Regions from separate parts of the Homo sapiens genome. Here region 2 is linked to region 1. A link is a loop called in an ENCODE intact Hi-C map of the cell type or tissue named here. Cell type or tissue: endothelial cell of umbilical vein. All regions are shown on one strand. Each heading gives the region's core, and the rest is flanking DNA. Links, peaks and the distances in the headings are about the cores only.

Region 1 (5,386 bases), core at 236-5,235:
AGTGTAAGATAGATCACTCACCCTCATAGCAGAGACTTGCAGACTTACTCCTTGTCAGCTTAAGACTTCATGATGTGGTCCTTAGGGGAAATTTCCAAATAATTGAAATTATGAATGCTAAATTTGAGAATGCCAAGGCGCCACTTCCATGGTGTAGCTCCAGCCTGTAAGATATTTACAGTGCTGTAAAATTTATTTAAAAGATAAATGCCGGCCGGGCGCGGTGGCTCACGCCTGTAATCCCAGCCCTTTGGGAGGCCGAGGAGGGCGGATCACGAGGTCAGGAGATCGAGACCATCCTGGCTAACACGGTGAAACCCTGTCTCTACTAAAAATACAAAAATTAGCTGGGCGTGGTGGTGGGCGCCTGTAGTCCCAGCTACTCGGGAGGCTGAGGCAGGAGAATGGCGTGAATCGGGGAGGCGGAGCTTGCAGTGAGCTGAGATCGCGCCACTGCACTCCAGCCTGGGCGACAGAGCGAGACTCTGTCTCAAAAAAAAAAAAAAAAAAAGATAAATGCCTTTGTGAGCAAGTCATCAAATAGGTTTAATAGATCTTATTTTCACTTTTGTTTTGTTGATTTTAATTGTACATTAAATGCCATGTTGATTCTGTTTCTTATCTCTTGCTCTGTGTAATTTTATAGTGGCTTTTTTTCCCCCTGGGGATTGAGTCTTGCTGTGTCACCCAGGCTGGAGTGCAGTGGTGCAATCTCAGCTCACTGCAACTTCTACCTGCCAGGTTTAAGTGATTGTCCTGCCTCAGCCTCCTGAGTAGCTGGGATTACAGGTGCATGCCGCTATGCCCGGCTAATTTTTGTACTTTTAGTAGGGACAGGGTTTTGCCACATTGGCCAGGCTGGTCTCAAACTTCTGACCTCAAATGATCTGCCCGCCTTGACCTCCCGAAGTGTTAGGATTACAGGCATGAGCCACTGCGCCCCGCCTATATTGGCTTTTTAAGTGCATTATTTAAAGAGTGACTCTCTTAAAGGGTCATTTGTGCTGTGAACCTGTGGGGATTTGAGCCTGTGCATGTGTGTGTCTAGGCTTATATTAGTATCAAGGTGAAAAAGAACTTTTTGGTGGGAAGTTACTTTAGTGGAGGAGACTCAAGGTGACAGACTTGGTTCAAAAGAAAAGAGCTGTGCGCTGAACAGAAGAGATTTTGAATATAGCATGGTGCGTACTCTTCCTGTATTGATTCATAAAGCCTCTTGTCTGAGTCCTAGTTAAGGGCCTGGAATAAGAATGAAAATTCCAAAACTATCCCCCAAGTATCTAAAAGTTGCTTTTGAAACAGTGCTGATTTATACCTTACCCATCCATCTATTTATCTGACAAATATTTGGATTCTTACTCTATGCAATCACTTCACGGGATGCCTGAGATAGAGCTGTGGAAAGGTAAGGGCCCACCCAGGGAGTAGAGTAGTTTTACTCTTTTTTTTTTGTTCCTCCTCCTTACTGAGTTGATATTTTGGATACATGAGAACAGTGTGTAGGCATTAAGTGGCTGAAGAGAGGCGTAAGGCTGTTGCTAGGATAAGAGACTTAGGGAACTGAAAGATGGGCCACAGTGTCCCTCCTGGGCCTGAGCTATATCACTGGCAGGTTTGAAAACAAAATGAAAATTAGATTTTACTTTAAAAAGCATGTAAGTAACAAATGCTATAGGTCTTTAGGAATGTCCTTCATTGACATTCCTTCATTGACATTTTTGAGACTCTGTCTCAAAAATAAATAAATAAATAAATAAATATTAGTTGAGAGACATCAGCAGTTTGGCTGGAAATTGCTTTTGAGATAGATCTTGTACCTACTAAAGCTTCTGGCTTGATACATTTTGGTAATTTAATATATATTTATGTCATAGGTAAGTGGAAGCGAATTTATACTTAAGCCTTTTTTTTTTTGAGACGGAGTCTTGCTCTGTTACCCAGGCTGGAGTGCAGTGGTGCAATCTTGGTTCACTGCAATCTCTGCCTCCCGGGTTCAAGCAGTTCTTCTGCCTCAGCCTCCCAAGTAGCTGGGACTACAGGCGTGTGCCACCATGCCTGGTTAATTTTGTATTTTTAGTAGAGGCAGGGGTTTCACCATATTGGCCAGGCTGGTCACGAACTCCTGAGCTTATGGTCTGCCAGCCTTGGCCTCCCAAAGTGCTGGGATTACAGGCCTGAGCCACCTCACCTGGCCTACTTAAGCCTTATTAACAAAAAAACGGATTATTACTAAAATAACCTTTTTAGTTATTGTTAAGAATACAGGTGTTTTTAAAATTGAAAATACATTTTAAAAACATGGAAAAGTAAAGAAAAATATTAACTGCCATGTAACTATTACCTAGATCTAATAGTCAACATTTTGCTGTTTTTGCTTTCTGACTTTTTTTGAGCTATTTTAAAGGAATTTAAATATTTTTTTAACTAAATTCTTCAACATTTATCTGTGAAAAGATAGATTTATTTTTTAAGTATTTAACTTTTATCATCCTGAAGAAGTAAAAAGTAATTTAATATCATTTAATACTTTTATCCAGTTTTCTAGATTGTTCTCAAACACATTTTTACAAGTGGCTTGAGCCAGAAAAATGAATAAGGTGCATTTGACATGTCTTACAAATCTTTTAATTTTGAATAGTATTGACTTCCTCCCTCTCCCCCTTAAAAATGCCATTGACTTGTTAAAAAAAAACTAGATTAGTTGTCTTGTAGGATGCTCTGCCTCCTACATTTGTTGATTAATATACCTTGCTGATTAGGTTCAGGCTAAGCAGATTTGGGCATCTATAGCGAATATTTTTTGTCTCAGTATTCGTGATGAATTATTTAATACATGAACTTTGATGTAAAACTTTTTTGGTGCTAATGTTTCTTAAGGGAAAATTATGAAGACAACAATTCTGAGGCTAAAAAAGTTTAAGAATATTTGAAATGCTAAAATACTTAGTGTGTAATGGTTAGCTTTTGATACTTTGGAGTCAAGGCTTTGGGCTTCTCAGTTACAGCCACTAAACAGTCAGTAGGTGGCACTGTTTCTTCTGGTTTAGAAATAGAAAATGTTAAGTATTTGGGGGTTTCATGAACTAGTACCTAACATGTTTCATTAAACAGTTTATTTGCATATTGTCTCACTGAATATTCCTTCCCCCCTCCACATTTTTAGAATCACATGTAGAAAAAAATATTTTTATTTCTCCTACTTGGTTGCTTTATTACTTACTCTTTTCCAGCTGAGCCTTCTGTAAGCATGTATCAGTTGGTGTTTTCTGGAGCAGATAGGAGGTATACAGGGCTTGTGAATATATTAGTTGGCAATGGTTACTTCCTGTGGTTTCTTCTTTATTCCTGTTGTTTCTTCTTTCTTTATCTCTCTCCCTGCTTTTACTGAAAGGTAAAGGGCTGAAAGGTGTTAAAGAAAAACTTTTCAAACACTTGTAAAGGATGATAAGACAGACTTTATTCAGATGGGACTACTGCAGTGGGGTTTTGCAGTAGGGGAGAGAAATTGTGCTCAACTCTGAATACAAGGAAAAGTGGGAATTTATTGCCAAGGAGCAGGGATGGAAAGGGTGGGAGGTTGGGGGGATGGGGGGTTGAGAGGATGGAAAATTACTAAAAAGAATCATCAGGGATGAGAGGGGGTTCCTGGCCAAACTGACCTAATAGGATTCTTGCCGAAAGCAACCTGATGAGATATTGATGATATCAATGTCAAGGATAGGGGATTCTGGCTAAACCAACATAGCAAGATTTCTTGCTAAAATTGGGTGACGCAAAGAACAGACATTTTGGAAGTCCAAAAGTAGAAGCCTAGTTAGGACAAAGATTCAGAAAAGCCTCACTAAAGTTTGGTTAAGGAGAGGCTGTTTGTCGAAAGATAGTGCCGTTGCTTCTTCATTCCAGCCATTTGTGTAGAGACCTTTCGTAGGCTAGCTAGAGAGTCTTGAATTAGAACTTTAAGAGATGCCTGATGTCCTTGACTATTAGGTTTTTGTTTTTAAATTTCCATACTATTGTTTCTTTTTAAATTTCTGTCTCAAATGCTATATGCCTTCATTTAGCAATACCTGCTGTGTGCCAGGCATCTTATGTGCTTTTCGTATCTGTAGTCCTTAAAGTACAGGTTAAGTACTTCTTATCTGCAATGCTTGGGAACAGAAATGTTTCAGATTTTTTTCAGATTTTGTAATATTTACATTATACTTACGTTGAACATCTCAAATGTGAAAATCTGAAAATTGAAACACTCTAGTGAGCATTTCCCTTGAGCATCGTGCTGGTACTCAAAGTTAAGGATTTTGAAGCAAATACTTCGGGTTTTCAGATTTGAGATATTTTAGCCTGTAGTTCTCTCATATTAAGTATTACTTTCTAGGGACAGAAAGAGGGAAGAATTAATTAATAGATCGAGATCTAACTTTGCCATTAATATCTATAAATCTTACTTATTTTTGTGAGAAGTAGAGATGAAAATTTCAAAATTGAAAGTTGCTTAAGGTGAAATAGAGTGGAATTACTGAATTACTGAACTTTCTAACACATTTTTAGAGTCAAATGATAAATAGAAAAGGAGATGATTTTATGGAACAGAATAGAATTTTTTTTTAATGACTTTGAGTCCACCATGTTTAAATGCTTCCTTTTATTCAGTCTTGTCACAGTAACAACCTTTGGTATAGTATTCAGAGATGTTCTTTGGTACTTTTTATTCTTTGTTTTGTAGGTGAGTGGGGAGGATTTTATGTTGAATATGTCTACTGTGATTTGCATTGTGTGTATGCAAGTGGTAGAATTCTGCAAAGAGATATTCTGGTAACAGAAGCAATGCCTGAAAAAAAAAAAAGAACAGTTTTGCCCCTTTGCTACCATTATTAAAAAAAATACTGTTTTTATTTTTTACAGACAGGGTTTTGTCTCCCAAGCTAGAGTTCAATGGTACACTCATAGCTCACTGCAACCTCAAGCTCCTGGGCTCAAGCAATCCTCCTGTCTCAGCCTCCTGAGTAGCTGGGATTACAGGCATGAGCCACTATGCCCGGCCACTATAAAATACTTCAGAAAAATCTGACACAATTTCAAAATATGTGGTTATGTAGGGTGGCAAATTCTCCCTTAATGTTTTCTTTCTTGAGCCTGTGCCTGTTTTATTTGGCTGACTCTTTTTTTTTTCTTTTTCAAGCTTAATCTTACTTTTAATTGAGGAACTAGGGGATAGTTACTGTCACCATCCTTTTTTTTTTTTCAGTGAGTCTGGCATGTAGTGGTAGTGGGGGGTATTGAGAATTAGATAAAAGGTCTATGGCTCTTACGACTAGTGAATGGGACTAGTTCTAATTTACACACATATATTACTTATATGTATATGAATATATGTGTATATATAAGA
Region 2 (5,386 bases), core at 76-5,075, 170 kb after region 1:
ACTTTGTTTCAAGGAATAGAAATCTCAAAAAGAAATTTGTAAGTAGCCCCACAGAAACTAAAATCTTGAACCACTTTAGAAGACTACTTCATAGGTTGAAGCATATGTCAAAAGGCTGTCATTACCAACAGAGGGAACTGCTGATACACACTTCAACTAGAACCATTCTGTCTTAGAGTAATAATTTTAAAATTAAGCAATACTGAGCCACGTGCTCATTAAAATCCGATGTGTAGACTTTAGAAGTGAATCTGGCTATTAACACTTCATTTATCTGGTGTTACCCCAGAGTCAGGAATTCTGGGTAATTATCTCTTGCTAATGACTGAAGCTTCTGAAGGTTCCTAATTTTATCTTAACTATTTCAATGGAAATACTTCTTAAATGATCACATACTTTCTTAGAAGCCAAGAGCATATGGAAGTAATGGAAAGAGAACAAAACCAGGAATTTTTCCGATCTATATTCTAGTTGTGATGAAGTCATTAACTTGAGAAAAACTAACCTTGAATGTCATTCAGAGCTTGGAGACATCAGCTTTTATCTCAAAATTGAACACAGGCCTAGCTGCTTAGAAATTCTATTATTAGACACTTATATAAGCTAATACATAAGATGAGATGTCAGTTGTAGAGTGGTTTGTCCTTATACCAAATGGCCACAGAGGGGTATACTTTTCTAATTGCTGAGTCCATTTTTTAGAGTAATCTTCTTAATTTGGAATACTTTTAGGTTTACAGGAAAGTAACAAAAATAGTACAAAGAGTTCCCATGTGCCCCTCACCCAGTTTTTCCTAATGTTAACATTGTATGTTACATTTTTCTTTCCTCTTCTTTTTCTTTTTTTTTTCGAGACGGAGTCTCGCTCTGTCACCCAGGCTGGAGTGCAATGGCACGATCTCAGCTCACTGCAACCTCCGCATCCCAGATTCAGGCGATTCTCCTGCCTCAGCCTCCCAAGTAGCTGGGACTACAGGCGTGCACCACCACGCCAGGCTAATTTTTGTATTTTCAGTAGAGACGGGGTTTCACCATATTGGCCAGGCTGGTCTCGAACTCCTGACCTTGTGATCTGCCTGCCTCAGCCTCCTAAAGTGCTGGGATTACAGGCATGAGCCACCGAGCCTGGCCCTACATTTTCCAAATATACATGGTACATTTATCAAAATTAAGAAACCAACATCGGTGCATTATTATTAAGTAAACTCCAGACTTTTATTTAGATTTTACCAGTTTTTCCGGTAACACTCTTGGTTGCAGGATTCAATCGGGTATATCACACATTGCACTTAGCCTGGGTCCAGGTGTGTTTTATGTATATGTATGTATGTGCATACCACAGGGATAGAAGAAGCCAAAATATTTTCTTTTGTCATTGTTATCTTTAAGGAGTGGACTTCTGGGTTATTTTTCATGAAATTACACTCCTTTTGTTTTCCAAATATCCCAGTGGGAGACGAGGAGTCCCTTTTTTTTTTTTTTCAGCCAGAAGCATATACAGGAATTTAAATAGTATTGCAATCCAGGGTAGGGCAAACACTGTCTCCTTTCTCGATCCTGAGGGCATCACTGGGTTGCCACAGTGGCCTACCCTACCCTATCTTCCTAAGGAGAATGCTGGACAATTGTATTTAAATGTTCTTCAGCATGTTCTGTTTCTTTTAGAATGCTTTCTACTAGGCTTTGATGCTTTAAATGAATGAGTCCCCCAGCTCTTGAGAAATGCCTGATCAGAAAACATGTTCAGGGGGCGCTAGGGAACTGAAGTTAAGACTAATTGAATGAAATTTTCTTTGACAGATTTTTCCACCATGAGATTAGTACAGAATCTGTGTGAGAAGAGAGGCAGAAGCAATTTTGTTACTGTAGAAGAGATTACAAAGAACTTTTGTAAATTGCAGGTAGGAGAGACTTGTTTTGCTTTTTTGACAGTCTTGCTCCTCTCTGTATCCCACAGCTGGCCCTGAAGGACCCTGTTCATACAGTGTCACTGCAGCAGTTCATCTACGAGAAGCTCAAGGCACAGCAGGAGATGCTAGGAGAACAAGGTTTCCAGTCCCTCATGGAAACAGTGGATACGGAGATTGTCACCCAGCTACAGGAGTTTTTGCAAGGATTCTAAGAGCACATGACATGTGGCTGCCTCCCCTTTCAGAAACAAGCTGAGTAACCCAGCCTGCCGTTTGTATGTGAGAGCCTGCTGAGATGAAGAAATCACTTCATGAAAATAAGCAAAGACCACACATTTTTTACTACAAAATGTAAAGGATAAATGTAAATCCTGCATAACTAAAATCACAAACCTATTCCTCAAAAGAATTTAATTTTATATTTATGAGGGGGCCCTTCACTAAAAAGTACATGTAAAAGTACATTTGATGACAATAGCTGCTTAGTTTCCTGTTAAGAGAAGAAACTTTATCTTTTAATTATGTGCTCTTAATATTTGAAGATGAGAGTTAATACCTGAGATGTTTTTCTGCAACCAAAATTCATTAAATTTGGCTGCCTTATCCTTTTTTTAAGCTAATGAAACTACAGGTTTGAAAAATGACAAAGCTGTTCAGATGATGCTATTAAAGAAATGTGTGTACTAAGCAAAAATATATAAATAGTGACAAATACACATTACCAAGCTTATCTTGCAAGGGAGTTATTTTCATCTAACATAGAAAGTGTGTTTTATCAGACAAATGCTTTTATTTTCATTCTAATAATTTGATACAGAAATTAGTAAAGGCATTTTTTTCTTTTTTTTTCCAGTAAATACATTGGGTCTATAAATGTGCATTTGTAAGGGCCACAAAAGTGAACGTGTGGTACTGTAGTACCACGTGGGAGACCTCTGGTTATGGTTTAGTCCTAGTTCCTTTGTTACTCCTGTGAGCACCGAGAAGAACTGGGCGACTCCCAGTCCCACCTGTGCTGTGACAGTCCCACGTGGCTATGACAGACTGTTTAGTACTTACCCTTCTCAGGTTCCTCAGTGCAGGGGTGCATCAGGGCCTCAATAATAGGGGTATACCTGGGAGGATCCAGCAGTAATCCCCAGGGTACTAGGATTACTAGTACTCTGATGGAACTAGTCTTCCTTCCTTATTCCTCGAACATGCAGTACATAAAAAGGGGAAAAGGAGAAAAAAAAAGCCTTACTTTGTTTTACTTGCCATTTATTGTAAGGAAACTTTAAAGCATTTTTTAGGAAATACTCAAAAGCAAGGTTGGAAAATGTTTTATCTTTCTATAGAAAGTTGGGTACAGTATGTAACTGCGGGAAACCCACTGCCCCTTTGTAAGCTGTGGAACCCAAACTGTATGGGGATATTTGATGTTTTCAGAAAGAGGAAGAAAATATGGTCCAAATTAAATTTTCCAAAGATACCTCACCTTGGACTGATTTGTCTGACTACTTTTCTTGCTCCCCCCAAAAAATGAGTTCTTAAAAATTGCCCAGTGACTTATAGAGAATTTTCTTTTATACTCTAGCTTTGATTCTGTGCTAGTAGGTATCAGTATTGCAGGTGGCAAATCCTAGTTACCCTTTTAATTTATCTTCATTTAAAGACAAAAAGCTCCTTTCAAGTGATATTTCTTTATCAGTATTACTCAGTCCTGAAGACTGATCCAAGAAGAATTTCTTTTTGTTGACTTAATTATTTTCATTTGAAACACTAACTCATTAGTGTTATCAGAAATTCTCAAACATGCTCATTTTTCAGTTATAGTAAAGTACTCATCCTTCTAATTCCTGACAGATTTCATTATAGTGCCATACCAAATATTACTGAAATAGCTACCTTGCAAAAGAAGTAAAAAGCTTATCTCAGGGAAAGAGTTTGCTTCATTTTTAAAACTCACAAGTTTAAATAGGCTTGGTAAATAGCTCAGAAAAATAATTCATGTATCTTGAATTTCTAAGTGCTCAATTAAGACATAAAGTGTAATTATTGGTTTACAGAATTCTATTCATTAACAGAACTATATAGCAAATATATTAAGTTTAGGACAAACAACTCAGCCAGGCCTCTGGCCTCTGGGTGAACTGTGGCTCCTGAAACAAGGTAATGATCATTTATACTCCAAAAACATATTCCTTTTCTATTTATTTTCTATTCCAGAGACTTCTCCCAACCCTCTCACAAAGGCCCATGTGACTAACAATAACATTTGAAAGCTTCCTTATAAGTTGGTCCCTCCTCTCTCTCCTACTAGTCATTTTAGAGAATCCACATTATTGCATACAATTTTTAAAAAGATACAATTTTTCTTGAAAAATCCTCGCTTTAATCTTTATTTTACCCATTTCTTTATTCAGTTAGTGTTTATTGAGTTCTGTTTCATGCCATAATGCTGTACCACATTCTGAGATTAGAACAGAGTACCCACCTTCATGAAATTTCACAGTTGATTAGGAACACAGACTTGCCGACATGCTGTAAGAAAATAGGGGTTCCAATGGAAGTGCACATTCTAAAGCAGTTGGCCTGCAGGGGAAGGAGATTGTGTATGAAATAAAATGATGCTGTCACTGTATAATTTGATAGTTATTTAAAAACTGCTCCCTAATGGCATGGTTTGGTGAGGCTACTTAAGCGTCAGTGGCACTATACTGGAACTGGGTAACTCCCTGACTCCAGACTCGCATCAATTTGGAGTCACTCTAACATAAAAAATCATCAGGTTTTGAAAATATTGGATCTTTGTAGCCTCACGACTAATCTCTAATTCCATGAATTAAAACATAAGGCTCACCTACTAAGGGTTGTTGTCTTTTCTTCTTCTCCAAGTCATAAGCCTATTGTATAGAAATTTAAAAGTTGAAGAGCTAGTGAAGGTAAGATGCATGTCATGAAAACCAAAATACTTTCTTCTCCTAACTTTAGAAAAGAAAAAAATCTGCAGAGGCATGAAAAAAATAGTATAATGAACCCCAATATACCCATCATCTAGATTTACCAAACTGTTGACATTTTGCCATATTTACTCTCTTTATATATGTGTATCTGTATATAAATATACTTAACATATACACACATGTACTTTCGCTAACCATTTGAAAGTACAAACACTACAAAAGTTTATTATTATAAACCCTTTATCTCCAAATACTTTAGCAGACATCTGAGGATGCCATTCCTCTACATATCCACTAATGCCATTATACATCTAAGAAAATTCACAATAATGCAATAACATCTAATAAACAGTTCATATTCCAATTTTCCCTACTGCCACACAGATGTCCTTTGTATGACATATAATAAAGACATACAAAAATTTGGTTTTTGATCCAGAATCCTATATTATTTATTTATTTTAGACAGGGTATCACCCTGTCACCCAGGCTGGAATGCAGTGGCTTGATCTCAGCTCACTGCAGCCTCCA

Evidence for each region. A loop is a pair of places that touch in the nucleus more often than their neighbours do. Peaks named below come from ENCODE experiments on the same cell type or tissue, not always from the same donor. Only the 100,000 strongest peaks of a DNase experiment are listed, where the experiment ranks them.
Region 2: a loop joins it to region 1, with 2.4 times the contacts of the local background. A loop is called at or near these places in 15 of 110 quality-filtered maps.

The regions. Positions count from the first base shown.
Region 1 is chr5:62,457,655-62,463,040 of GRCh38, forward strand. The region is part of intron 5 of IPO11 (importin 11); the gene reads left to right. Among named protein-coding and RNA genes, the nearest start is that of IPO11, 48 kb to the left of the region's middle. In endothelial cell of umbilical vein, for the core only: a CTCF peak has its summit at 3,022 (motif pointing right); a DNase peak (open chromatin) is centred at 3,147.
Region 2 is chr5:62,625,197-62,630,582 of GRCh38, forward strand. It overlaps IPO11 (importin 11), which reads left to right. Exons shown (of 30, transcript NM_016338.5): 30 at 1,958-3,386. The coding sequence ends at 2,122. It overlaps IPO11-LRRC70 (IPO11-LRRC70 readthrough), which reads left to right. Exons shown (of 4, transcript NR_073584.1): 4 at 1,958-3,393. Among named protein-coding and RNA genes, the nearest start is that of LRRC70, 49 kb to the left of the region's middle. In endothelial cell of umbilical vein, for the core only: no CTCF peak of the experiment used is centred there; no DNase peak of the experiment used is centred there.